Linked DNA regions of Mus musculus: all the other regions are linked to region 1. A link is a loop called in an ENCODE intact Hi-C map of the cell type or tissue named here. Cell type or tissue: heart. All regions are shown on one strand.

Region 1 (4,000 bases):
AGGACAAGGAGAGGGGGTGAAAGATCAGGGTGCACCGGAGGAGAAACAGTGTGCTAGTTGAGGGGAGGAAGGTTTATGATGTAGGTAGAGGGGTGGGACCGAAGCGGTAGGCAATAAAAGGGATACTCAAGAGGGCTGGCGGTGGGATACAGAGTTATGGAGTGGCCCACTAGGGCAGTCGGATATCATTTGTACTATCCATCCAAAAGCTAGGACTTGGAGCTGGGGAGATGGCTCCGTGATTAAGAGCAACTAGTGTTCTTGCAGAGGACCCAGATTGGGTTCCCAGCACCCACACAGTGGCTCCCAGTCATCTGTAACTCCAGTTGTAGGGATCTAACAGCCCTCCTTGGCCTTTGTGAGTGCTTCGAGCATATGGCACACAGACATACATGCAGGCAAAACACTAGTCTGTATAGACTGATATAGAATACTAGATAGAATAATCTTTTTATAAAAACTAGAACCAGCTGCATCTAATTCCAGCTCTCGAGAGGCAGAGGCAGGCAGATCTATCTCTGTGAGTCTGAGGCCAGCCTGGTCTACATAGTGAGTTCTAAGACATATTAGGGCTAGAGAGAGAGAGAGAGACCCTGTCTCAAACAAACAAACAAACAACAATGCTAGAACCATTGAGCCATTTCCACCTCTGTATTATAAAGACCCTTGGAAGAAATGTGCATTTGTATGCTATGTACTGTGCTCCAAGCTTGATACTAAGGAAAATGTAAGGGAGGGTCCTGACCCTTCAAGTGTTGATTCTCTTGAAGGAAAAAAAAACAAAAAACAAAAAACCAGCTCATAAAAAAGTAATCAACTTTAAAAATCATATAAAACCATATAAAAAGTATTCAAAGGGAAACATCAGATTCCTTGAAAGTCAAGGCCAATAATGCTCAGGTATGCCGGAGGCCAGCTGGACTAGGAAAGAGGCGGGCAGGCTTGGCTTTGGTTACCCACGTTCAGAACTAGTAGTATTGGCTCAACTCACCGAGCTCCTCTGTTGTGCAAGCTTTGCTGCAGAAGCACATGAGAAAGAATCAATTATATCTCCACCATGACTGCCTGGGGAGAAATATTTTGGTGTCTGTAGTTTACTCGCGGGGAAATTAAGGCACAGAGACATAGGATTCTAGAACAGGGGGTCTGGCTCTGGAGTCTCTTTTTTTTTCGGGGGGGGGGGGGGTGGAGGGGAGGTTCGAGACAGGGTTTTTCTGTGTAGTCCTGGCTGTCCTGGAACTCACTCGGTAGACTAGGTTGACCTTGAACTCAGAAATCCGCCTGCCTCTGCCTCTCAAGTGCTGGGATTAAAGGAGTGCGCCACCACCGCCCAGCCCGGAGTCTTTTACACCGTAGGATCTTCGGAATCTAGCACAATTATCCGGTGCTGAGCGTTAAAAGCAAAACAACAACCAACCTAGCTTTCCTTGAAAATTGAATTTTTAGGATAATCCAATTCAAGGCTGAAATTTGTAAATAAATAAACAAGTAAATAAAGAAAGCATTTTAGTATTATAGACCTCCCACCGATCCTCTCCCCACCTCTAATCAAAGGCCAGCAAGAAAAAAAAATTTTATTTATATGTTTTTTTTCCTCCCCTTTTGTGATGCTTTGGAGTTTCTGAACGCTAGGGGCTCCCTGATTCTCTGGTTTGAGAACAACTTTTTCTTTTACGATTTTTTTTTTTTTTTTTTTTTTGGAAAAGGGGTGGGGGAAATGTGGCCTTAATTATCCTACGTTTTAGGCAGCTTAAGGAAGGGGCTGTGCTTTCTGAATCTTGTTGGAGCCAAGTAAGGAGGTCCTTCTCCTCCCCCCTCGCTTTTTAAAGGCGCTCGTGAAATATAAGCTCAGAAAACAAACCGAGCGATCACAGCGGCAGCCCGGGCGGCAGCAGCAGGAGGAGGAGGAGCAGGAGGAGGAGGCAGAGTTGGAGTTGGGCAGACGCTGAGGAGAGCTAGCTGCAGGACGCTGCGGAGTTGCAGGGCTCCGCGCTGCTCCATTCATTAAGTAGCTGCGGAGGATCGTGGCGGGACGCCGACGCTGCCCACTCGCAAACTCCAGCACGCAGACGCACGCCAGCCGGACGCGTCCGGGGCAGCACAGTTCTGCAAAAGTTCCTGCTCGGGATTTGGCTCTCTTCCCCTTGGACTAGCGAACAGTTTGGGGTTGAGAGGAAAGCAGAGGCGCCCAGAGGGGAAACCTACCCGCGTCTGCAGTTGGAACTACTCCGCCGGGCTGCACTCTCGCCGCCGCGTCCCGAGCCCGCATACCCGCTCCTGAGCAGCGGCGGCCCGCATCGCCCCGGGAGGCTCCCCGCAGCCAGCGCCATGCAAAGCTACAAGTACGACAAGGCGATCGTCCCTGAGAGTAAGAACGGCGGCAGCCCGGCGCTCAACAACAACCCGAGGAAGGGCGGCAGCAAGCGGGTGCTGCTCATCTGCCTGGACCTCTTCTGCCTCTTCATGGGTGAGCGCAGTCCCACGGGTCCCACCCAACCCCTTCCGGGCCCCGGGCCCCGCTGCGCTGTCAGCCCCCAGGGTCCCGCAGCCATCTCCCCCACCCCCGGGCGCCGTGCTGGCCGCGAGCTCCCCGCCCTCCCGGACCCCCAATCCCCGGCCTGCGAATTCAAGTTGGGGCGTGCTTGTGCTTTCGCGGCAGCTGGAACCACCTCCTTAGGGGTGATCTCCAGCTGGGAGTCCGGCCCAGCACCTCGGAAGGTGTGAGCTCGAGCTCCAAGATATGGAGGAAACCTGTGGCTCTCTGCTCTGTATCCGAGTCAGATGCGAGTGAGACCCATCTCGGTCTCCGAGCAAGGCAGGCTCCTGCCGGAGTGGCGCTGCTCGTCCCGGCTGCATGTAAACATCCACCCCTTCCGTCGCGCTGCCTTGCAGGGCCAGTCGCGCTAGCCGGCCTTGTCACTCGCTACTCGCTTGGCTGAAAGCCCCAGAGGGTGGAACGCGGCTCTACCGGGCCAGGTGCTGGGCAGCGAGGAGCACATCACTTGTTGAGCGCCTACTGTGTGCCAGTTGATAGGCCGCTTCCCGGGCATCAGCTTTAAACTAGCTCACTCCCTGACTTGTGCCGGGAGGCCACTGAAAGAAAGGCTGCCTGCCACAGTCTTGCTTGGGGGCCACAGTGGAGCTACACTCCCTCAAAGTTGAGGCGCTAGCTCAACTATTAGAACAGATGCAAGTTTCAGCTGAAAGAGCGGTGGGAGGCTCAGGAATTGAAGTGGGAGAAAAAGGATTTATTAAACGGGGGGGGGGGGGGAGCAATTGACATACATCCAGGGTTGAAGTAAAAAAATAGGACTTTTTCCTTTAAAGCGACTTTTGATGTAAATGTGTGGAAAACTTGTCACCAAAGCATTGCCCCTCTGCCACCAGCTGGGTGTGCCACCTAAGTACCCCCTTGGCCTCAGTATCCTCCTCAGTTGAATGAGTGGATTCAAGTAGATGGTCTGTGAGGCCCCTTCCTGCATTAAGAACTCGGATGCCGTCCAGGAGCCGCTCTGCCAACACGGCTAACGGAAGAAACATCTGTGTTCCCAGTTAAGTTCCCCCAAAATAGAAAGAACTCCTGCACGGAGGCTTCATCCTTTTGGAAGGGGGTTAGCCGGGGCAGGCTGTGGCGACCTGGCTTAACTTCCTTCATTGAAGACTCTTAGGCAGTGGCCTCTTGTTCTTGCCGGACTACCTTCCTTAGAATTCTGTGAGACGATGGGTTTCTTAGAATTTAAAATTAAGAATGGCCCTCTTGTGATAGGGACAGTTGGAGGGAAGATTACGGGCTGTGAAAGGCCAGGGGGCTTACAGTAGTAGTTATGGAGATCCAATTCTCTGCTCAGATCCCAGGCGCTCAACCTTAGGATGCTATTCAGAGGACTTGTCACTGGGGGGCCTGCCTTCCTGGTGGCGGCAGGCTTATTATCATGCGTAGTGAGCCAGATGACTTAAGGTCTTATAATCAAGTTGTTGAATTTTTAAAAGACCCTTCCAG
Region 2 (4,000 bases), 270 kb after region 1:
ATGGTCCCAGAAGAACACTCTTTGGGTACTAGAGCATGATTTGCAATCAAGTGTCGAAAACTAAATGAGACATTTGAAGAAGAAAATGAGCAAAAGCTACCCTGATGGGCGCTCTTGTTATCTAGGTCTCCTTAGTGGCAATATTCCATGCTAATAGAAGTGACAGCACACTGTGCTAGGAGTGTAACAATTTGAAACATGTACCTACTGTAGAAAGTTTTGTTACTGCTCCTGAAATTGTCCTGGGCTGGGGTGAGGACTGACTGGAGACCCAGGGCCAGGTGGGAAGGGACACAGTCTTAGGTAAGACAGACATTGTCAGAATCGGGCCAGAGGCAACAAAGGAAACAGAGCTTTGCTGATCTGTTGAAAACCACTGGGGGAGGTCTCACTGGAAATGAGTCGGAGGCTAACTACGCTGCTATTTTGGGCTCATTCAACGACAGGACCTAAATCAAACAGATGTGCTTTTGCCCTCGTGCAACACTCTAGAAGTTTGTCATATGAAACGTGGCTTCCCTGTCTACTTTCAAGGAAATTATCAACCCATCCTTAGCTAAAGGGAAGAGCAAAAGAAAGCAAGGGGAACAACTTTTTCCTCTCCCCCTCCTTGTCTTCCTCGTCTTCCTCCTCCTCTGCTTCTCTGTTTAGAAAGTGACCCGAGAACGAGACTGTCTTCCCCTACTTTATTTATGTTCCACTGTATGGCCACTGCTAGATTCAAAGAAGGCTGGGAAATTCAGCCCATAGTGTGCATGGAAGACAGGACTCTCCCATTTGGTTCATGTGGAGAAATTTGCTAATTAAAGGAAGAGAGGGAGGATAGATTGATTTATAGGAGTCTAGTGACTAGATTTTGTCAAACCCATTAATTCTCTTTATCTTCCCACTGAAGCAGGAGCCCTTTCTCTTCCCTCTGCCTCCTTATGGTCTTCATGGGCAGTCTGGCTTTAAGGGACGACCCGACATATACACTATGATAACACTTTGTTGCAGCCACTGTTCTAAGTTACTTATGAGCTGAGTAGTTCAATCCACAGGGAAAGTCTTTCCTTTTTCTTTAAATCTCTGGACTTGGGCTGAGGGAGAAGAGGAGAGAGAGAGAGTGATACCTTACACAGATTAGTACAACAGTTGCTATAGCTGTCATTTGAACTCTTTCTGATTTCAAGGTGTTGGTGTTTTCATTCTACCACAGGTAGCCTTCAGGTCCCTGATGGTGTGAGAACTGGCTGGGGCATGGGGTGGGGGTGGGGGTGGAGCAGGGTCAAGAATGATGAGTAATGGGAAGGTAGTGGGGTGAGCACAAGTAATAAGAGGACCAAGTACCCTCTTTCCCCCTCCCGTGTGTGTGTGTGTGTGTGTGTGTGTGTGTGTGTGTGTGTGTGTGTGTGAGTGTGTGTATGGTGTGTTCATAGACACATGAAGGCAGTCAGGAGAAAGACAGATTAAAAGACTATGCTTACAGGCACCTGTTTGCTGATTTATTTCTATGTAGTCTCTGCAGACCCAAGCCTTCCCTGACTTGGAAAGCATGGGGGAGCTGTTTGACAAAACAGCTGAGTCACCCAAGAGTCTGACCTTTAATGTGGAAAACCGTCACCAAGGACAGGGCTGAGGAGTAGCTGCTGGGTAATCAGGAATGGGGGTGGGGGTAGGGGTGGGGGGATAGGGTCCTGGCAGGACAAGGCAGTGGTCAGAGCAGCAGGGTGGGGAGCCAGAGTGCAGGCAAACTGATTTCCAGGAAGGAAATGCTGCCCCACCCACTCCTCCTCAGGCTGAGGCAAGGTTGCCTTGTTGTCTGGTTCCAGAGAAGGACCTCTCACAAGAATTCTATTGTCTGACCTTCAGAAATGAGAATAAAGTTGTTCCTTAAGGGGGACAATGAAGATCACAGCAGCCAAGGACTCGGGCCGGAAGAAGGAAGTCCTTAAATGCTCTAAGAACTTACAACAGGGGTTTGGGACAAGGGTTCAGGGACTACACTTCAGGAAAGGCTGGGCCTGGGAAGAGAGGTAAACTGAAATCTGTCCTGTTGGGTGCCTAGCCCACATCCTCGAAGGCGATGGTTCCTAGCTACAGAACTGGAGTGCCCAGCTCCATGTTCTTGCAGGCTATACTTCCTGCCATAGACCTGGGAGTGCCCAGGCCCCACTTCTAAAGAATGCCCTCTTCTGAGCCCAACAGAGCTGCTCACTCTTTCTAGAATAGAGTCCCACTGTCAGCAACCCAGGTCCTCTCTAGTGTGTCATGTTCCCATCTAGGTCATCCTCCACCTCCATGATCAAGTTCCATTGTTCCGGGAAGCCTTCCTTGATGGAGCAGGGCAGAAACACGTATCCATCTGCTTTATCTTGAGGTCACACTACTTTGTACTTGCACAGGATCATAAATTCTTAGGTGCTCAGTAAATAAATAAGTGCTGATAAATTAAAAGTTCTGAGGATCTTTAACTGCTATTTTTTTGGTAAAAGTTATCACTAAAAATTAAATATGGTCAAGTCATGTATGTTCATGGATGAAATTTACAAGACCTTTTGCTGTGTTCTGATTTTTGTGGTTGTTCTTGCTTCATGAAGTGTGACCACTGAAACTATTTGAACCTCCAGCTAGAAGACGTGGGTAAGGAATTCCCTGTCATCTACCTTTCTGCTTTCCGCTCTCCAGAGTCCCATCTCTAGGCAAGGGGCTATGGGGACAGATGATGGCCTCTTCCTGCAGGAAAACGCCCTGGGTCCACTCCTGAAACTCCTACAGGGATCTCAGAATATTTGCATTTTAAAAGGGTCACGGTTGAGAGGCCAGATGCCTTAGGGGTGGGACTTTTTCTAGAGCAGGAAATCAAGTTTTAAGGGCAAAGGTGCAGAGCTCTCCAGAGCACAAGAACAAAGGGCCAAAGATTCTTCGCTCAGCTTCCTTAGAGAACCCTCATTCAGCTTTGAGTGAAGACCTCTCCTCCTAATCAAAACTTAAGCAATGGGAGACGGGGGTGGGGGTGGAATGTAAATGCATACGGCTAAGAGAAAGAAGCCAATCTGCAATGCTGCGTGCCATGCCATATGTTTCTCACAAGATGACATATGTCTTGGTAGACATACCATAAAGACAGTATGAATGTCGGTGACAGACTGTAGTTGGGTGAGGGGTCAAGAGGCCAGAATAAGGGACAATAAAACTATTCTGGAAGACATTGCAATGGCGGATGCCTGACACCTAGTTGTCAAAAAATCCACAGAGTGCACAATACAAAGACAATCCTAACGTAAGGAACAGACTTCAGTCAGGAAGTGTGTCAATGCTGGCTCAGCGTTAACTGTAACATATATGCTGTATCAATGCAGGATGCTGATAACAGGGGAGATAATGTGGCCGCAGGGGTGGGATGGGGGAGATCCTTGGGAATTCTGTAGCTTTTGATAATTTTGTCACTAAGTCTGCAGCTTCTCAAAAAATAAAAGCAATTTTATTTATAGGAAAAAAAAAGAAACATTTCCCTGATCATGCCTAACATTTACATTCATATCATATATTTACATGATGTGCCACACACAGGTACTGTCCTAAGCAATTTGTACTATCAATGCACTACAAATGTTCTCAAACCAAACCCATGACACAAGCACAGTCACACTGGCCTCACACCATTGACAGGGGAATGAAACTCAGACAGGTAGGTGAACTTCCCCTGTGCCACACAGCATAGCAGCAGGGCCTGATTTGGCCCCAGGCAGTTTGGCTCCAGAGTTGACACCAGGATGTAAGGTCCTTTGCTGGTCAGCTGTCTGTCACCCTGAGACACATATGTCACCTTGACAGACCCCTGAGTTAACGGATGCAGAGAGACTTTTCCTTCTTGCTCACAGTCATTCCTGTTGCGTCACACAGTCTGCTAGCCCCTTTGGAATGACAGTGAGGTAGCAGTATCCTGACAGGGACACACAGCACAGAAAAAGCCTTTCCTTCATGGTCAAGGAGCAAAACAAGATGTGGAAGAGACCGG
Region 3 (4,000 bases), 120 kb after region 1:
TGACGGTGCACGGCACGTCTGTTTATTTTCATTCCACACATTTGTTGGCAATGCTGGGAGGCATTTGTGCTCTCTACGTTTTGTTTTGAAAGGTACAACATTTCTAACTTTGTCGAGTGGGTGAGTTCCCAGCTGGAAAATGGTGCTGGCTCCTGTCACCTGCCTCCTAACTCAGAGCACAGATGGATAGGAAGAGCAAGGGCCTTAGAGCCTAAAGAAGTGGGTTCGTGCCTGTAATATCAGCCTGCTCTGGGAGATGTGGCAGAAAAAAAAAAATCACAGGTTTGGGGTCAAAACTGGACAAACTAGCAAGGTTCCATCTCAAAAATAAAAGAATCAAGAAGAGGGCTTGGAGACGTAGCTCAGTGGTAGAGCACTGGCTTAGCACACACAAGACTCTAGGTCCAACCGCTAATGCTGCAGACAAACAGGCAAAGCCAAGCAGGCTGTACTTCAGCTCTTTATGGCGGTGGCTCATGCCGGTCCTCGCTTCTCACTGAAGGTGACTACTTTACTCACATTGTTTTAAGACGATAGCGTCTGACACTAAGGATGAGGTTTTAAAAGGTGGGTAAAGTAGCTGGGTGTCAGAAATAGCTTTGCTGAGGACTCAGGTCAGACAGTGCACATAAATTTAAATAAGGCAAACACAAAAGATATCAACAGCAAAAGAGAAAACAGATGCAGCAGCCAGCCTTCTGTGACAGGAGGATGGCTTAGTTAACAGTGGCAGGATGGCTAAGTTAATGGAGGCACATCAGTTTAACAGAATGCTATGCAGACAATAAAGATATAAAACTTTAACTCTAGCATGCTCCCAGATTCCCAAGAAGGAAGACTGGAGGAAAGCAAGCGAGCACCAGTAGCAACGATCTTAACAGACAGGAGATGGCCTGTGCATCAGTCTGAATGCACACACAGTTTGTCTTTCCATTTCCCAATTCCATAACGAGCAGAAGTTGTTTTGAAAATTAATGCCAAAATATGGCACTCATAAAGGGGCGCAAGGAACCCCTCATTGGCCTAGAGAGCAATTAATGCTCTTTAAAATCCTTTATCTCTGTCTTTAAGCATTATTTGGGGGTGTGGGGTGTCAAAGTGCCATCTCAGGATCCAGCACTCATCTCTTCCAGTTACTGTTTGGAATAGAAAGCTGTGGCAGCAGCAGAGGGAGTACGGGAGTACTTGGTGCGCCCAAGCCAAGGTGTCCCTCTGAGAAATCACGCCACACGACAGACCTGACATAAGGAAGTTTATCATGGATGAAGGGAAAGGAACAGGGGTGGAAAGGGGTAGAGGCAGAGGAGGGAGGGCAAAGAAAGGTGGGGCACAGAAGGAGGGAGAGAGAAAGAGAGAGAGGGGAAGGGGGAGGGAGAGCGAGAGACTTTGTGGGAATGCATGGGAACACAGAGGGTATGGGGGAAGTTAGAGAGAAAGAGAGGTCGGGGTATGGAGCAGCCATCTTCATTCTCTTTCTATGCTGCCATTCCTGGCTCGCACTTGACCGGCAGGCAATTGCTGCACCTGACTCTCAATTGGCCAGCAACGGTGTTGGTGATGCTGTAAACTGTTGCTAGGCCGTTGTTGGGAGGAGCCTAGCAGAATTGTCTGTAAGCCAATCGGGATTTGACTGGGTTCGAAGAAAAAAGCTTGAACAGTATAGTAAAGCTGGTCCCTAGGAATTGCCTGGGCTCAAGCTACCAATTGGATGTGCTGATATGATCTTAAAAACAAAGCCAAAGCCAAACCAAAACAACAACAAACCGCAAACAAACAAAAAATACCTCAAACAAACCAAAGTACCCAACACCCCGTTTAACATGTCACCCGGGAAGTAGGACAATGAGAAAGTGACCTCAAGGAAAAAAAAACTTCACTAGTTGAGGGAAGTTAGCTGTTCCCAGCATACCAGAACAGGGCAGGTGGCCAGAGGAATGCTTGTGGCCTAAAATACCAGTGGGTGATCTGGGGACAAATGAACCTCATGGGTACAGTTTCCAAAGTTAGGTCTCTGATAGCAGTGCCACGGACTTCCTCTCAGACAGCTGTTGGTACCCTTTCTGAGGGACAGTAGGAGAGGGTGGGGAGGAGAGTGTTCTAGAGTTGCCCTGCTTTCCCCTCAGCAGCAATGGCAGAAAGCTAAGGCCCTGGTGAGCCCGTTCTGAGAACGTCATGTTCTCTGCTCCCTTCTCAGGTTGTTCCCAGCATGTCAGAGTGAGCAACTCAAGGTAGGACTCGGTGAGAACAAAAAGACACAGGATTTACGGTGTGCAACGAGCTTTTTGTTATCTTGGAGAACACTTAAGATCTGGCCAAGATCATTGAGGCAGCAAGGCAGGCTTAAAACCAAGGAATCTAAAGCCGAGGGCAAGAACCAGTGACTGTTGAGTCCCAAACCTCCCCATGGACTCCTGCCAAAGGCATGGTCCGTGGATCTGCTCAGCGTGTGCCAAGTGCCAGGCTCTGAAGAAACTTGGATATGCTATTTCATCTGCTAGGGCCGGATGATGTTTTGCCTAAATTAGCGGCTCTCAACCTGGGGGTGACAACCGACTTGGGGATCGACTGACCCTTTCAGAAGGGTTGAATATCAGATATCCTACATATCAGATAGTTACATTGCAATTTATAACATTAGCAAAGTTACAGTTGCTAAGTGGCATTGGTTGAGGGGTCACCACAACATGAGGAACTGTATTAAAGGGTCACAGCACTAGGAAAGTTGAAAATCACTGCTCTAAAGCCTTGTGCTGAGGGTCTCATCTCCAGGGTTTCCATATTTGTCCCTTATTCAGTATGACTGGTGTCTTGTAAGAAAGGGCAACTGGCTTATGTTGTTAGTTCCAGCTCAAGAAGAAGAGGCAGGAAGACCTCTGTACATTAAAGGACAGTCTGGTCTAAGCCATCCAGAGCTGTCTCAAAAACAAAATAAACCAAAACCAAAACCAAACAACAACAACAACAAAATCAATAAGTGTGTGTTCTGTCTTGACCACAGACTTCCAGCCCCAGGGGCTGTGAGAGCGTGTGTTTCTGTGATTTAAGTCACTAGGCTGTGGCACCTGGCTATGGCAACCTTAGAATACACTGTTCTACCTGTTGCCTTGATGGCAAGGAACTGGCTTCAAGTGACAAAGAGAAAGCAGCTGCCAGGAGTGGTGACATAGCTTGGCCCAGGGGTAACAGTTAATGAGACTTGATTAGAAGCCAGTTCTCCTTGGCTGGGAAACCTGGGACTTGAACTTTGCTCTGAGAAGTAAGAGCATTTAAGTGAATGTTGCTGGGCAAACTGCAAATGCTCGCTGAATGAACATGACGTGCCTTGTTTTTGCGGTGGCAGAGGTCAGTCCCTTCATAGAGAACTGCAGACAAAGCCTGGCCCTCAGAGAGAGAATCTTGCCATACTCTGCCCTCCAATATCGGAGGCCTATCTTCCAGCTAGAAAAAGGTGTTTTGTTTTGTTTTGTTTTGTTTTGTTTTGTTTTGTTTTGTTTTGAGGCAGGATTTTTCTGGGTAGCCCTGGCTGTCCTGAGACTCACTCTATAGACCAGACAGGCCTCTGCCTCCTGAGTGTTGGAATTAAAGGTGTGCACCACCACTGCCCAGCTTTGAGAAGGGTTTTGTTTTGTTTTGTTTTGTTTTGTTTTGTTTTGTTTTGTTTTGTTTTGTTTTGTTTTTATCTAACAGGACACTGTGGGGCTGAAAGCAGGGCAAACAAACCTGTTTATTTCCACTTACCTCAAGGAAAGGTTTGACGGCCGGCAAAGGTCTCTCCCAGGCTTTGAATGCTAGGTTACACATCCTGTACCATCCTGGTGACTCTGCTCTCAGGTTCCAGGTGATATCTCCGGGAACTTCCCTGCCTGCTTACAGGCAATCTGATACCATTCAATGCCACCAACACTTATCTACTTTCAGCCTTCCTACACTCTGTCCCTATCCCCGCTTAAAGGTGACTCAGTCCTTAGATGGTGGCTCAGTCACCACTTCCTCTGGAAGT
Region 4 (4,000 bases), 390 kb after region 1:
GATATGTATGATAGGATGTGAAGAAGAGACAGTTATTGCATTATGCAGAGGAGTGCACGATTTTGCATCCTCAAGGGTCTGAATGTCAAGGGATCCTTCCTGAGGAAGTTGGGTCTAACTCTGTCCTGTACCTCCTGCAGTGGGACTGACAGTTTGGGACTCAAGTAGGTTTAATCAAAACAGAATTAAACAATGTGAGTGAGTCCTACTTCTGTTCCAAATTACTCAGGAGAGGTAATGGGACTCTCGATGCCATATGTGCAGATGGCAACCTAGGGGACAAGGAAGGGGAGGGTGGGATTGTGCCTCTGCTGTCATGTGGGCTATGTTTTCTCTCACATGACTGACTCTGCTGTCTCTTTGCTGCCTGGGCTCCCAGCTACATGAGACCTAAGCTTACAAGCTCACAATCTCTTAGGACTGACAAGCCACACAAAGTTCCTCTGTCATAAATGCATGATAATTGAGAAGGACCTGAATATAGTAAGTCCTACAAATTGAGAGTAAATTCCTGACTGTTGGTATGGTTCATTCTGAGTACTCACCATCCATTCCCCCTGGGGAGCCATGAGCCCCCTTCCCGCAACCTTCTTCTAAATGAATCTCTTCAGTCTATGTTTGCCACTAGCAACAGTAAGGGAAGTTCCCACCTCATTCTTGGCCCCCAGATTACCGACCTGGCTTGATATTTTATTGACAATTTTCCATCTCTTCTGGACTGGGTTTTGGATTGGTGCTCCATGGGGGAAGAAATGGTTCTACTGGGCTCAGCCTTCCTTTGTAGCTACTATTCTGTTTTATTCTGGCTTTATGCTCAAGTTTTTGAGCCTAGTTTTCTTCATCTATCACATGCAGGGACTGTATGAAACCAGTGGCTACTACTAGTTTCCACGGGCAGTGGTGATTTTGTTCTTTAGGATCACTCATGCTTGCAAGACTGAATACAGGCATCCAGTGGGCAGGAACCAGAGATGTGGCTGAACACATCCGCAGACTATCTCATCACCAATGAGTTCATCAGTTTTGACGTGCCCTATTGTTGCTTCTTTGTACAGTCTGTTCTTTCTCATTCAGAAAGACTTGATGGGTTTTCCTCAAAACATCTGCATAGTATTTATCTCTTTGTAATTACTGATGAGCTACTTCAAAGGGCAGAAAGTAGGTGAACTTAGGAATGAAATGATCGAGTAGATGTATGTAGAACGAAATGATCATAATAGCAGAGCCCTACTCAGTTCTGAGTTATCTACTAGTGTATATGGGTAACATGGATTCCATGAGAAGAGATCGCTGGACAAAGGTCCTCAGTAAAACTTTCTTCAATTGGATAGAATGTTTAATCTAATGCCTGACTTCTGTACTGAAAGAAGTTTACTCAACAGCTTCACTGATGAACTAGAGATGCCAAGAAATATTTGATAGCAGAACTAACGTTTCTCCTTGTCTTTCTTGATGCCCAGAACGGTACCTGGCATGTATTAGACAATCAGTATATAGATTTCACTGATTTGAAAATCAATTTTATTTAGCTATTGTAAGAGTTAAGGTTCTAAAACAGGTATGAGGACAACTAAACTTTCTGTCTACAGTAAGATTAAACCATAGCCAAGATGCCCAAGGTATTAAAAAGAATGCCAGACAACATCCCTTAAATTTTAATCTTGGCAGCTAGTTCGCATCTGTCTTCCCCTTTCCAGGATATCCCTCTTTATTGTACTGTCCAAATCATGGAACTCTTAAAATATGCAGTTGGCTTAACACTGAGCAAGCCGTTTCCTTTCTTTTTGATAAATATTCCAGATTTTGAAAGAACACCTCTAAGAACCGATTTTACAATGAGATTTAAGAAAGGATGTCTATAAAAAGTAAATGTTTTTAATGTCCCTTGGATGACTTAGGAGCCTATGTTTTTTTTTGAAAAGCCTTGGTGAACACAGACCCTGGGAAATATCTTAAATACAATGGTTACAGGTACTTCAAGTGGCATCAGAAATGTGAAGAGTTCACTTGCTATAGTACCTCCCGCACACCAGAGGGCACTGTGCAGATTGTAATTATTTTTTCTTCATAGAGACTAAAGGTTGAACAATGGGATTGGCAGTCTTCCCCCACAAGGATCTGATAGTGTATCAACCTCTACACACCATCTAACATCTGTTGCAAAGCATTCAATTCTGTTATAGTAGGAAACAGCTGTAGATTCTATATGCTGACATGACTGTGTTTTAATAAAACTTTATTTATAGACACTGGACTATGAATTGTACACAGGTGTCACAAACAGTAGTGTTACTTTTAACATTTAAAAATTTAAAAAACATTTTCTGTTCACAGGTTTTAAAAAGTAAGCAGGACAGGGGGATATGTGAAATATAGTTTACTGATCCCAGGACCAGTTAATTATAATAAGAATAATAGTAACAATAGCAATTTACTACTATGTGGTAAGTACTATATACTTTTTATAATCTATTTTTCAAGTGATAAACGAAGACTTAGAATGTTCATTTGGGGAGTGGTACAAAGTTAGTAAATAGATGAGCTGAAATTTGATTACCTAATCTGCTGATCTCAAGCTCTGGCTCCCTTGTCAATGGCCTAGTCTCTCATCAAAAGCATGCAGTTTCATACTAATCTGTTATTGAATGACTCATGGTTAAGATCTGCAAGCTTGAGGACCGGGCATATGTCTCAATGGGTAAAAGTATTTGCTATACAAGTCTGATGTCTGGGTTTGATTCCTAGAATTCACATGGGAAAAGTTGAGAAGTGACTCCTACAATTTGTTCTATGTGCTCACCATGGCAAGTTCATACCTGTTCTCTCTCTCTCTCTCTCTCTCTCTCTCTCTCTCTCTCTCTCTCTCTCTCTCACACACACACATACACACGCATACACACACGCACATGCACACATGTGCAAACACACACATGCACCATATATCCACATAGTAATAATTAATATAAATTAAGTTAATAAAAATAAGAAAGACTTCCAGGCTTGGTAAAGAGAACACTGCTAAGAATTAAGAGACTTGAGTCTTGGCCTTACACATGCCAATAACTCTGTTCTTCAATGATCTTGTGTGTGTGGGGGGTGTTCTTTAATTTTCTGAGTCTAGTTTCCCTATCTATCACATGCAGGGACTGTATGAAACCAGTGGTCACCACTAGTTTCCTTGGGCAGTGGTGATTTTCTTCTTTAGGATCACTCATGCCTGCAGGACTGAGTACAGGCATCCAGTGGGCAGAAACCAGAGATGTGGCTGATCATCCCACAGTGTGTCCAACAGCCACACGTGGTGGATAATTCTGTCAACTTGACAGCTCACTAGTGAGATCTACCTTTAGATATGTCTGCCAGAACCTTTCCAGAGAGGATTAGCTAAGCAGTCAAACACTGCTCCCAGGCCCCTCTTCATGTGGGCAGCAGCACCCCACAAGCTGATGCTAGCATCTTAGGCTGTACACAAAGGGAGAACAAGAAAGCCTGCTGAATGCCAGCACTGCCTCCCTTCATCCTTTCCCACTGGAATGTAAGAAACCCAGCTGTCTCCTGCTGCTGCCACCAAGGATCAGATAGGATCACCTCCATACCTTCCCTGCCTTGATGGATCAGAATTCTTCAAACTGTAAGCCCAAATAAATCTTTCCTCTCTAAGTGGTTTCTTGTTAAGTGTTTGGTCACCTAACAAAAGCTCACCCCCTAACCAAGAACTGTTGTAAAACAACACTAGTGTTCATGTTGTGAAACCAAGACTTGGTCCTTCCACTTCCAGAAATCTGAGTCTTTAGAATTGTTTTTCCAGAAATTTATCTAAAATTCAAATGACTTCTTGTTTCTGAATCACACGTTCCTCCTTTGTGAAACAAAACAAAACAAACAAACAAAAAAAAAAACTAAACAGCGTAACCCTGAAGATTCTTTTGGCTTTAAAAGTATCAAGCCTGTGATTAACAGGGGAGTAGTGAAAATAAATGCTATGGTTTTAAATCTAAGA
Region 5 (4,000 bases), 250 kb after region 1:
TCCAGGTCTGACCAGTAAAGAAGGAATGGAGAGGAGAATGAGATGGGGTCCTTTAGTTAGTTTTAGGGCTCTAGGCCTGAGCTGAAAAGGAATTTAAAAATGTCAGAAGAAAGTCTGGAGCTCTCAGCCCTCGACAAACACCATTCAAATGTCTCTTATCTGGGCATTCAAAGCAGATGTCCCCAGAGGACCTCTGTTCCAAGGAAAAGGCCAGTGGTGACTGCTAGAAACTGGTGAGGTCAATAAGAAGACTGTTATTTCCAAAGAAATCCAAGAGGGCAGGCAGAAGACAGAAGGAAGACACGTGTGCATGGGCTCAATATGATTGCAGTGCCCAACTCCCGTTTTTGATTCTTTACAAAACAGTGCAGGGTGATGGTGGTGGTGGTGGTGGTGGTGGTGGTGGTGGTGCTGGTGCTGGTGGTGCTGGTGGTTGTGGTGGTGGTTGTGGTGGGGTTATGGTGATAATGGTGGTGGTGGTGGAATACAGGTTTGAATCTTAGGTAGCAGCTTATAGTCTATAGTGTCTCATGTAGGCTAGACTGTGAAGTTAACTCAAACATGTGAAGTTGGCCTTGAATGCCTGAGTCTTCAACTTTCATATCTCATGAGCTGGAATTATAAGCATATACTAGATTTTTCTTTTGTTACCATAACAAATAACTGGAAAAAAACTGATTTGAAAAGAGGGATAATTCTTTTTGGCTTATGGCTTTTAGAGGTTTCAGAAAGTCTGCTGGTTCTGTGCATGGGCCTGAGATGAGACTGAAGATTATGGCCATAGTAAATTGCTGTACTGTTTGATGAACAGGAAATGGGGTGGGGCGTAGTAAGGAGAGGGAGGAGGGAAAAAGAGAAAGAGGCAGGAGTCGAGACATATTTTTCTATGGCCCACTCCTAGTGACCTTCATCCTCTAAGTCACAGGTCTTACATTTCACCACCCCCTAACAACTCCACATTACCATGACTATCCAGAGGGATTAATCCTTTGAACATGTCAGAACTCTTAAAAATCCAATCACTTCTCCAAACCCCAGTGCATGACCCCTAGGAGAAAATGCCACATTCAAACCCTGACATGGCATATGGGGACCAGTATTGAACTCTAATTTGCTCTCAGATTTTGGGCTATCCCAAATCCTTCCCTCCAGAGGATCTCATGTTCCTGAAGGGGCTGACAGTTGGCTGGGCCAATGGATGCACCCAGGCTGTTCGTGCTCTGTAATCTAAAGCCTTGGTTATTTTTTAATCCTAACTTCCCACACGCCAGGGAGGGTGGCTCAGGTCCAACTTTAGGGCACATTCCTGACATTTCTAAAGCAATATTCATTCATGCCAGATAGGTGCTCGGCCCTCTAGCCAGGGACTTTTGCAGGCTTTTGCATGCTGCTGTAGGCTCTGTGTTAAATACTCCAGCTGTCTAACTCATGTGATTAAGTGGTGTGGGGCATGGCAGATGGGAGTGGGGTACAGAGTGGTGGTGGAGGTGGTGGGGATGGGGGTGAAGGGTAGAGGTGGTGGTGGTGGAGGGTTGGGGATGAAGGTGGAGGGTGGAGGTGATGGGATCAGAAATGGGGGGGGTCTTTGCTTGCAGTTACTCACTTCTCTAAAGTGAGTAACTTCTGTCCTCTGTATAAAAGGCACCTACAGGCTTGGGTTTTTACCTGGAATAAATCTGCTTATTTCTTTGAGTACTTGGGATGCCTGGCCCGTGACGAACACTAAGTGAATAAGGCTATCTTCAGGATTTCTTGCCAATGTTTTTTTTTTTTTTTATACAGGAGGAAATGGATTCTCAGACAGGTTAAGTAACACACTCAGGATGCTAGGGCAAGCATACGGCAGGAAGCCAGGCAAGTGCGTAAGGATATTGTGACTTCATTTCAACCTGGGACCTGGCAATGCCTGGACAACGTCCCTTCCTTGTCTTGGTCAGTTTCTGCCTCAATCTGAGGCAGGCTTCTAAGAAAGGATGCAGAATATATACAAGCTGGCTCTTCAGGATAGCTCTAAAACCAATTCTACTCTGTCTCCTTCGTCACCAGTATTCTTACCACCAGCTAGTCCCCAGGTCCCCTAGAGCCAAGAAACTGCTGAGCAGGGAGTAGAAGCACAGAAGAGTAGAAGACAGAGGGATTGTCCTGCAATGGCAGCTGCCATTTTACCTTGTGTGGGTAGTATTCAAAACACTCCACACATCGCCCCCCCCCCCATGACTCAACAAAAATTTCCAGTGTTCCTTCTTGTGTCTGGGGACTCTCCCTATACCACAGTCTGCTCCAGCAATAGTCCATTCCCCTTCCTTTAGTCTTTTTTGTTAAGATAGATTAAAAAAAAACTGATTTAGGCCATCTTTATTTTTAATTTGGTTGTAAGTATGGCCATCATGACACACTGATATAATTGGAAATGACAAAATCTCCTCAGGGTCGGTCGCTTGAATGTAGACGAGCCACTATGACAAAAGGAAACTGCCAGTGATCCAAACTGCACTGTCAGTCTTTCCTATTCACTGCTCTTTTGAAAACAAACAAACAAACAAACAAACAATCCAAAAAACAACAACAACAAGAACAACAAAATGCAAGACCAAAACAAAACCATGACTAAATAATCAAAGTGGCCTATTAAATTTAGATATGAACTGTCTGATGAGAGAAACTGTATTTTATAGACATGATGGTCTCACAATGAGGTTCAAAGTAAAGCTATGATTAATAGAACGGGATGAGGATGAGGCAGTAAATGGATTTGATGTATGAATTCTCCATATGATTGAAATTATGAGAAGTTCATCTTGAGGCACATAAAGAGGGTAAGTCAGATTACCTAAATACAGTGGTGATGTGAAAATCTGCAACCACAAATTGCATAGTTTTTGGCAATGACAGTCTAGAAGAGACGATGAAACAAAGACCCAAAGCTCAAAACTTACAGTTTTAATGTATCTACAACTTAGTTCAGTCCAGCGGTGTGGGGGTGAGTTTTCTGTACAATCATACTAATTGAACCATTTAACATCTAATAAGTCAGATATGTAGCTCATAACTCATCCTTAGCTAGATAGGATTGACCCTGTATTTTTTTTTGAAATTGTAAAAGTCATTTTCTTAACCCTATTAGCACCAAATAAATAAAGTAAGAGCAAAATGAATGCAGGCTTGCTATGTTCTCAATCTCAGGACGCTGGCAAGCCATTCTTCCTTAGGTCAAAGGTAGGTTAATAAAAAGCAAAACAAAAGATGCTGCCCTGAACAGTGGATGCTAAAAGTCACTTAAGTTCTTACATAAATTGTCCATAGAATTTTCTTCCAAAACCCATTTTCTTTGAATGTATGCTGTGACTTTAGTCATTGGCCAATCATTGACTAAGTGAGACACTAGGGGCATGAGACACAGCTCATGCCTTCCACCAGGGTGGGACACATGTGCTGAGTTTATCAATAGACTTGCCCTACTATGTAGAGGAAGTGACAATCTGTTTTCTTCTTCTTCTTCTTCCTTTCTGGATAAGTCTTGGATATGGTTGGTCCTCAAGCTTGCCTGTCAGTGCCTCACTGGACTGAGGAAAGTGCTTCAGATGACTAGTGGTTGGCAAACTAAAAGTGGGTTTGGAATCACCTTTATCTGTTTGCATGTTTACCGAAGAGGCAAGCACAGAGTGGATGTCTATCAGAAACTGTGTTCAACACTAATTTTAGCCCGAGTTCATATAAAATTGGTGGAAATTGGTTTGTTGAGTCATCAACGCATTCAGCAGATGTCTTACTAATTCATTCAACAAATGCCTTATCAAGCTCCATAATGGGTGCTGTCTGGAGGACTTGGATTTAAAGGGGCAAATAAAACATTCTCTGTGTCCTCACGTAGCTTGTGGACATGAAGAATGCCTGGCTCCGTCATCTCAGCCTGACCTCTTGTGCTCTGAGAGCCTCATTCCTCTGGAGACTTTACAAAACAGGCAGGTCATCCAGCCCCAGACTCAACACTGGGATGCAT
Region 6 (4,000 bases), 100 kb after region 1:
GCACAGAAAGCAGGGAAAACATCAGGTTATGGCCTTTCCTCACAGGAGGCCTTTGTTATCTTTGCTGACCCGCATCTGCCAACTATAGAGGGACTTCTGCTATCTGTCACTTCCCCCCTAGGAATGCTGGGATATTTGAAATATACCACAAATCCCCATGTACCCCAGAAGTGGGTGGGGCTTCCTGAACTCTGCCCACCCCACCCTCAGTCCCCTCTGCCTCCATGTGTTTCTCATTACAGGGTTGATGGAAGGGGCTGCTGGGCTTGGTAGATTTATCATCATTCTGCCTTCCTCCAGCTCAGAAAGTTTGTGGTCTTAAAGGGAAAGTGGCTTTGACAAAGAAAGTTCAGTTCTGATACGAAAATGATGTTTAAGGCTCTGTCTAAGTATTGGTTACCTTATGCTATTGCTTTGGTTTATTAATATTGTTTTCCATGACAGGTGCATTCTGCTCTGTGAGGACAGAGTAACATGGAAGGCATTTCTTTGGGGCAGATGAAATTGGAGAAATAGAGCAAGTTTGGGGACAAGGATGATGATCTGGGAGTCTGAAACCATGACTAGCCCCTCCCTTATCTGTAGAGAAGGGTAGCTCCTGTGGCTTTAGTTTTTCGGCTTACTGTCTCTGCAGCAGTGCCCCTGCTTGTCAGCAGCTTGGGCTGACCCCTCCTGTTTATGGTAGGCTGTGTGTACACAGCTTATTCAGCAGGTCCTTGACACTTGCGTATTATAGGCCTTCTAACCTAGTCATTCTCCTTTCCTCTTCCCACAGTAGGCTGCCTCCTGCCTCGTGATAAGTGCTCTATCATTCATGACTTGAAATCAGTCATGGGACATATTGGTGGAGGTTCCGGAATGTTCTGGGAGCTTTAGAGTCATAACCACGGAGACATCATTTCTGATGAATCAACTCTTGTGATACGGTATCAGCAAGGTAACAGACCATAAATAGCAGAAGGAAACAAAGATTAATGTCGCTATGTCCCTGAGGTATCTGGGTAGGAAGGAGCCAAGGAGTTCCTTGGGGAAGTAGCTGAAGCCAGGGGTGATAAGCTCATGGTGGGTGAAAGGGGAGCTCTGGTGTTGACTGCCCTGACACTAGCCCAGCCTCTGTCACTAACTAGCTGTGGGATTTGGGGCAATTCATCTTCTCTCTGTGAGTCACCTTCACCCAGCTCAAGGGATGGAGGTGATGGGACTGTGAATATGAGAATGCAGGGAGTTGCACAGAGACTGACACGTGGAAAAGCCCAGTGCATACCAATGTAGCGATTATAATAGCTCACAGATACTGCCTGCTCAAAGGGGCAAGGATTACTTTAAGTGACTTAACTCATGAGGTCAGTATGATTTAAAAACTCACTTTGAGTTAAAGAAACAATATAAAGTTTATAGCAATTACTGGTAGTGTTGACATTGCCCTGGAAGCTCACAGCTTCCACTATTTCTATATATAATTATATGCATAATTACAATAATACAATTTTAATAATACATAAATATAAATCGAGACAGAATACATAAATAAAAATGTAAAATTATTTTAACAGAAGTTATCTTAAAATTTCTAGGTACCAGGAGTCAGAACTTTATTTATTTATTTTTTTATTTTTATTTTTTTGTTTTTCGAGACAGGGTTTCTCTGTGTAGCTCTGGCTGTCCTGGAGCACACTTTGTAAACCAGACTGGCCTCGAACTCAGAAATCCACCTGCCTCCCAAGTGCTGGGATTAAAGGCCTGCGCCACCACGCCCGGCTAAGGTCAGAACTTTTATACTGAAACTGTTCAATTAACCCTTACATTTGGCTTGGGGAAAATGTATTAAGCATCTCGTGGATGTTAGGAGAAGGAAGAGGGACAGCTTATCCTTTCTCCGCATCTCACTGCCTCTAAGAAATTTACTCAAGGTCAAGTTGTACAGGTCTCAAGATATCCTGGATTCCAACCGTCAGGGTGGACTAAAACCCCGAAAAGCGTCTTCTAACGTGCATCAGGAAAGAACGTCTATGAGACCACGGATCCAAAATGAGTAACGAGTGAGATCCTCAAAGGAAGTGGTGAGGGGCAATAGGAAAAGTACTGCTGGATCTGATGGTCCGTGAAGCACAGAGGAAATCAGGGAACACGGAAGATGATAGGAGAGCCTATATTTAAAACTGGCTCAAGGTAGGGAAGGAAGCGAGCGGCTTAATTTTAGAAAGTCCCAGACACCAAGGCTCCTGGGGTAAGAAATGTGGAAACTTGGGTGAGGATTGTCCATCATTTATCACCCGCTGTTCTCCAGAGAAGGAATTGGGGTGGGCAGAGTCAGCTGGAAGACTTCCCCGGGAGAGTAGAGAATGGTGAGCTCTGAAAGCAATCGGAAATGGCGGGCCCAGGGACCTCCTTCATTACCCTCAGCCTGGATCTCCCCACATATAGGATTTGCTGACAGAGGTTTCTGTTAAAGAATAAAGGAGATAACATAAAGCCAGTCCTGTGCACGGGATGGCCTGAGCTGGCGTGTGTCTAGTGTTCACTGACTGACTCTTCAGGATGAGGGGATAAGATGTTTGTAAGAGAAAGTTCTCAGCAAGGCAGGGGGAGAAGACTTCGGCTCACTCTAGTTTCTTTAGATCTTAATAGGTTTCTCACGTCTGCGAAGCTGTCCTTTTCCTTAGGAGTGCCTGGGATACTGGGCAGATTCGGGGCATGTTTGCTAGCTGTAGGCGACTACTGTTTGTGCACTCAGACCCTGGCATCAAATACTGTGGGGGAATTATATAATGTGCTCTGAAGTGTGGCATCAGAAGTGTGGCACTGCCATCGCCCTACTCTTTAAAATTGAGATAGCCTTTGCTCTGGTTTTTCAAATAATACAAATTGGTTGAAAATAACTTTTTTTCTCTCTGTTTCTCTCTTCCCTTCTCTCTTTTCTCTTTCTTACCTTCCTTCCCTCTGCGCTCGCTCTCTCTCTCTCTCTCTCTCTCTCTCTCTCTCTCTCTCCTCTCTTTTTCTCTCTCTTTCCTTTATAAAGGTTTTCCTTTATGATAAGCCTGGCCTCAAACTGTGGATGAATCCTCCTGCCTCACACTCTCCCTAAGGCTGGGATTAAGTGTTAGCACACTTAGTGGTGATAGCTTCATTAGTTCACTATGATCTGAAGCAGAAAGTGAAAGACCGCCTTCTAATTCCACTTTCTAGACGGAACTATTCTTATGTGTCCATTATTCTAGACTTGACTCTTTACTCGTAGGGACATACCCACTACGCTCTTTAGGTAGCAGTCACAGATACGCTATGAACCCTTTCCAGGCATAAGGAGTATTGTCAGCTATGACTCAATACCCATCATCTGAATAAAGAAGTTGAAGCTTGCCCTGCCCCGCGGAGCTGCTCTGTAGGTCTCACCAGTGCATCCTTCCACCATCCTGACCAGACTCCAGTTTCACTTCTGCCGTCTCAACAACTGTGTGGTAATTGGGATTTCTTCATTAACTATGACAAACCACGAGATAGACCATGCTCTGTGAAGGAATGAGTCACTTCACATGGTTTCAGTGACCTGGGGTAGGATGGGGGGAAGCGGGGAGGGCAGTATAGGAGATTGGGGCTCCAGTATGTCATTATGTATGATACCTGCCCCTCCCATCCAGGCCCTTTTCTTCACACTGGCTTCCTTCTGAATATCCATCTCATGGTAAGATGATGCCCACTAACTCTAGGCCTGCAGTCTGCCGGCTCACATCCAAGAGAAACACATCACACATCTTCCTAGTAGCTCCCCCACAAGACCTTTGACTAAATTAGCCAGTAGCATGCCAAGCCTGAATGTACCTAGCTTCTACCTCTGTGAATATGTCATCTGGAATCTATCAAGCCACTCCTGACACAGTGTCCCCTGTGGTAGGATAACAGACCCCAGAGGTGAGCTCCCCTTTTTCTAATGCAGTCCCTGACAGGAGGAAGACAACGATAATTTCCGGTGACATATACTGAGAGTCGTAGCACGCTAGGC
Region 7 (4,000 bases), 500 kb after region 1:
TCAACCTTCCTACTGCTGCGACCCTTTAATACAGTTCCTCACGCTGTGGTGATTCCCCCCACACACCATAGAATTATTTTCGTTGCTACTTCATAACTGTAATTTTGCTACTGTTATGATTGTTACATAGTATTTTTGGAGATAGAGGGTTGCTAAAAAGGTCACGGTCCCCAGGTTGAGAAAACCATGTTCTGGACTCTTATCGTCAACATCCTAACTTCCAATTTGGAGCATACTTCTATCAAGAGACACTGGAAGATTTCCACTAAGCTTCAAACTGTGTTTCCATTTTGTCACAAGCACCCTTTATCATTCACCAACAGACAAAGACCTCAGTTTATCCTGATGAGGATAACGGACTCTGGATATGTAGAGGCACCAGGCTTGTTGCTATAGAGTGGAAACAAGGCACAATATACCAGAAACCTAGGGGATTCACCAAAGTGATCCTTGATACTTCCATGCATGGTCACAATAGTCACAAGGCAAGAGTCACCAAGGTTTATGCATTAAAGGCAACAAGCTCTCCTATCCCTCTAGGATGAGGTCCACCAAGAATGCACCCATGTATTGGCTAGGTATGAGGAAATCGTTAGAGATGTTGGAGATGGAAGTGTGGATTTTGGCCGTGGGAGTTCTGGTAAGATGAAGGGTTGCTTTTCTTCAATGGGATGAGCTCCTTTTGTTGAGTTCCTCTGTGCACTTCCTTGGCTGTATGCCACTCTTTCTTCTAGAAGTCACTTGGAAGTGAAGTACCTACACATGAGCTTCTGCTTCTGCACATGTGGGGAATCTATGTAGAGGAAAGTACAGCTGGGTATGCTCTCAGTTGCGCTGAGTAATCATTTTTGCAATGACACTTCAAAGTAGTAATATGTTGTTAGATTTCTATTCTGACACAACCTTTTAGTGAGGACCCTTGAAATTTTCCCACTACTATATGCCAAGGTGAGTGATCAATTCCCAGTCTTCCATATGAGTTGTGAATATTTTTGTCCTTTTGTTACTTTTAAATTATTTTTTAATTATATCTTATATTTAAAATAGACTTTATACATCTTAATATATGTAGAAATATAATTTGTATATAATATATAAATTTATTTTATATATTTATATGTATATAATATGTACATAAATATATAAACTTACGATATATTACATGCATATTTTATAAATATATTTATGTACTTTAATAACATATGTTATATATCTTGTATTTAAACATTTTAGTACAGGAACAGTTAAGAATATAAAACTAAATGTACTAAAATAAGAGACACTAGTTCACCAGAATTTTAATCATGTTGAAAGTTATCTAAAGTAGAATATTGAGTAAAAATGTATTGATACTACAACATGAAAAACAGAACATATGGTATATAAGAATGACTACAATTATAAAAATTACTGACAAGATGGGAGATGCTGCTAGTATTATAGCTGGGAGCTAGAGGGCAGAAATATATTTACGCTTTTATCTAATACTTAAAATAATGTAAAAACAGATATAAAAAGAATATAAAAACACAAGTAAGTTAAATGTACAGTTTCTGGTATTGAAAACCTGATGTAATTGAAATTTCATTGTGCTTGTCTTTTCTACCCAGTTGGGAACATACAGGGCTTTGTTCTTTCATTTGGGAAAAGTCACACTTTATTAATAATAACAACTTACTCTCTCAGGAGATCTGGGAGCAAAGGCACCCGGCTTTGGAATGCTGGGCCCTGCCCCTGCCTTCAAGACGTCTGAGAACGTTTCCTTGGAAGTTCCAGGATCAGTGAGTTTGCCTCCTTTCAATGGTTTCCTCAAACACATGTAACTTACTAAAGCTTAAAGACTTACATTTGTAAAAGCCATTAGTGTCGATTAATGCAGACAAATGATTGAGATTGGGACACTGGGAGGTGCAGCTCCACACCTTGCACCATTTATAGGCAGGAAATGAGGAACAATTAGGTTAGTGAGGCTAAAAGGCACCCACCCCCCAGCCCTGCCTGCATGAGGTCAGATTCAGGAAGGTTCCATGGGAGTGTAATGGGAGAAGGGGCGGGGCTGAGTAGGCAGATGGGATCAACAGGCAACAGTGATGGCCAAAGCAGATTTCTCTGCAAGTTATTTCATATCCCACATCACTGACAATAATAAGGACGAGTTTGGTTTTTTGTGGCCCTCTATGTATGCTTTTAGCTGTCTTGGGAAAACACCCATTCATCTTTATATAATTATTTTAATTTTTATTTGTTATTATCATCATTATTATTGTATGTTATATGATGTGTGTGTGTGAGTGTGTGTGTTCATGCCACAATTTATATGTGGAGGTTAGAAGACAATTTTACATAGATAGTTTGGTTTTCTCTTTCCACTTTTATGTAGGTTCCAGGAATCAAACTCAGGTCATCAGAAGTGTACAACAAGTACTTCATCCTCTGAGCCCCTTTGATTCCCCCAATTCCTCAGCAAGAAATATTTTCTGAGCACATAGTTGGTTCAAGGAATCTAATGTTAAATGGGTGTGTAGTTGTTTTCTCATGGAAGTCAATTTAGCCAGTTTTAAAGTTATGAGGCAGTGAATGGAGCCTATGGGACCCATGGAAAGCTACCAAAACCCAGTCTTGGGTGTGATAGAATTGGAAGTGAAGTCTAAGATAAGACAGGATAGATAAGTGAAAATGCCCATTCAAAAGATGAGAGAACTCATTTAGAATCGAAGCACCTAGACATATCACCAAGGAATAAAGAAGACATCAATTCTAGCTCTTAGGAGAAAATAACACAATGGAATTTTCTTTTAGTAAGAACAAGGAACAGCCCACTTAAATGCTTTTCTTAAACTTTTTGTTTCAATGTTTATGGAAAGGAACCTTATTTTTTAATCTTTTATTTAAATGCCCCGGAAATAGATGATTTTTAATTCTCTCAATAAAGTTCAACCAACTATACACAATCAGACAACTTCAGGGACATTTACTAAGCTATAGAGTGACTTTTTCTATTGTTGTGAGAAAGCACTATGACCAAGGAAACTCATAGAAAGAAGGGTTTGTCTGAACTTATGATTCTTGGGGAATAAGAGTTCTTATCACAGCACCAAGGAGCAGGCTGGAGCAGGATACTGGGGCCAACATCTTGAACTGTGATCAGGAAGCAGAGAATAAACCGAGAACAGTTTAAAGTTTTGAAATCTCAAAACCCACTTCTGGTAACATACTTCCTCCACCAAGGCCACACCCCCTAAGTCTTCCAAAACAATGCCATCAATCAAAGACCAAGTATTCAAATGCCAGAGTCTATGATATTTAATTATGTATCATGCAAACCACCATAGGACACATACTTAATCTGCAAGCTTCAAGGACTCACAGTCTGGTGAAGAGATTTAAGACCATATGCAAAGCAGAAATTCTCAAATTGTGTTCTCCAAGATAAAAATAAGACACTTCTTCAGATTTAATATAGTATTTAAGTATAATGAGGTTATTGTACTAGCCCTACAAAGTATACATATTTGAATAGTATCTTACTTCATGAGGCAAGGGCAGGGCCATCCTTAGCAACAAACTTCAGGTAACACAGCATCACATCCTACAGCTCCATTGTGAATTCTGTTTTGACTGCAATGCTTCATTAGAAGGGCACACTATCCCTGCTGTAAGTTTTCTTTCCTCCTTTAATGAGCTCTGTTAGATCCAACATTATATCCATCAATCATTTAATATGAATGACCTCTTAGTTTGATACTTAATATTATATCTGAAAGGGAAAACTTGATAATACTTCGATGCATATGTCAGATTAGATACCTGTTTAAAGCAGTCTTATCAAGGGTGGAACACAACAATTATTAATTCCAAAGTATGGAACAATGATGAAATATTTGGATGCATATAAAGCCACTGAGAACCCAAGTACTGATGATGCAGCATTACCCCCTTTATATGGAACAACCTTTTAGTTAGCATCCATCAATCTTGGCTAGGTAGCATTTGGCACTAG

The links. A loop is a pair of places that touch in the nucleus more often than their neighbours do. Peaks named below come from ENCODE experiments on the same cell type or tissue, not always from the same donor. Only the 100,000 strongest peaks of a DNase experiment are listed, where the experiment ranks them.
Region 2: it touches region 1 in a loop (6-fold over the local background); 6 of 42 quality-filtered maps call a loop at or near these places.
Region 3: a loop joins it to region 1, with 8 times the contacts of the local background. A loop is called at or near these places in 2 of 42 quality-filtered maps.
Region 4: it touches region 1 in a loop (6-fold over the local background); 9 of 42 quality-filtered maps call a loop at or near these places.
Region 5: it touches region 1 in a loop (3-fold over the local background); 3 of 42 quality-filtered maps call a loop at or near these places.
Region 6: a loop joins it to region 1, with 8 times the contacts of the local background. A loop is called at or near these places in 2 of 42 quality-filtered maps.
Region 7: a loop joins it to region 1, with 6 times the contacts of the local background. A loop is called at or near these places in 3 of 42 quality-filtered maps.

What each region holds. Positions count from the first base shown.
Region 1 is chr4:105,155,497-105,159,496 of GRCm38, forward strand. It overlaps Plpp3 (phospholipid phosphatase 3), which reads left to right and starts at 1,851. Exons shown (of 6, transcript NM_080555.2): 1 at 1,851-2,467. The coding sequence starts at 2,329. Gm29838 (a long non-coding RNA gene) reads right to left here and starts at 1,175. Exons shown (of 2, transcript XR_376486.3): 1 at 1-1,175. In heart, CTCF peaks have their summits at 1,625, 2,834 and 3,866; DNase peaks (open chromatin) are centred at 1,885, 2,965, 3,515 and 3,895; H3K4me3 peaks cover 2,771 bases; H3K27ac peaks cover 2,150 bases.
Region 2 is chr4:105,422,243-105,426,242 of GRCm38, forward strand. No RefSeq gene overlaps it. Among named protein-coding and RNA genes, the nearest start is that of Gm40217, 110 kb to the left of the region's middle. In heart, a CTCF peak has its summit at 1,532; a DNase peak (open chromatin) is centred at 1,799; H3K27ac peaks cover 290 bases.
Region 3 is chr4:105,276,795-105,280,794 of GRCm38, forward strand. No RefSeq gene overlaps it. Among named protein-coding and RNA genes, the nearest start is that of Gm40217, 40 kb to the right of the region's middle. In heart, no CTCF peak of the experiment used is centred here; DNase peaks (open chromatin) are centred at 1,997 and 3,237; H3K27ac peaks cover 42 bases.
Region 4 is chr4:105,550,458-105,554,457 of GRCm38, forward strand. No RefSeq gene overlaps it. Among named protein-coding and RNA genes, the nearest start is that of Gm40217, 230 kb to the left of the region's middle. In heart, a CTCF peak has its summit at 2,020 (motif pointing right); no DNase peak of the experiment used is centred here.
Region 5 is chr4:105,402,036-105,406,035 of GRCm38, forward strand. No RefSeq gene overlaps it. Among named protein-coding and RNA genes, the nearest start is that of Gm40217, 85 kb to the left of the region's middle. In heart, no CTCF peak of the experiment used is centred here; DNase peaks (open chromatin) are centred at 186, 1,336 and 1,866; H3K27ac peaks cover 224 bases.
Region 6 is chr4:105,260,375-105,264,374 of GRCm38, forward strand. No RefSeq gene overlaps it. Among named protein-coding and RNA genes, the nearest start is that of Gm40217, 57 kb to the right of the region's middle. In heart, no CTCF peak of the experiment used is centred here; a DNase peak (open chromatin) is centred at 2,218; H3K27me3 peaks cover 330 bases.
Region 7 is chr4:105,656,833-105,660,832 of GRCm38, forward strand. No RefSeq gene overlaps it. Among named protein-coding and RNA genes, the nearest start is that of Gm29922, 190 kb to the right of the region's middle. In heart, no CTCF peak of the experiment used is centred here; a DNase peak (open chromatin) is centred at 2,029.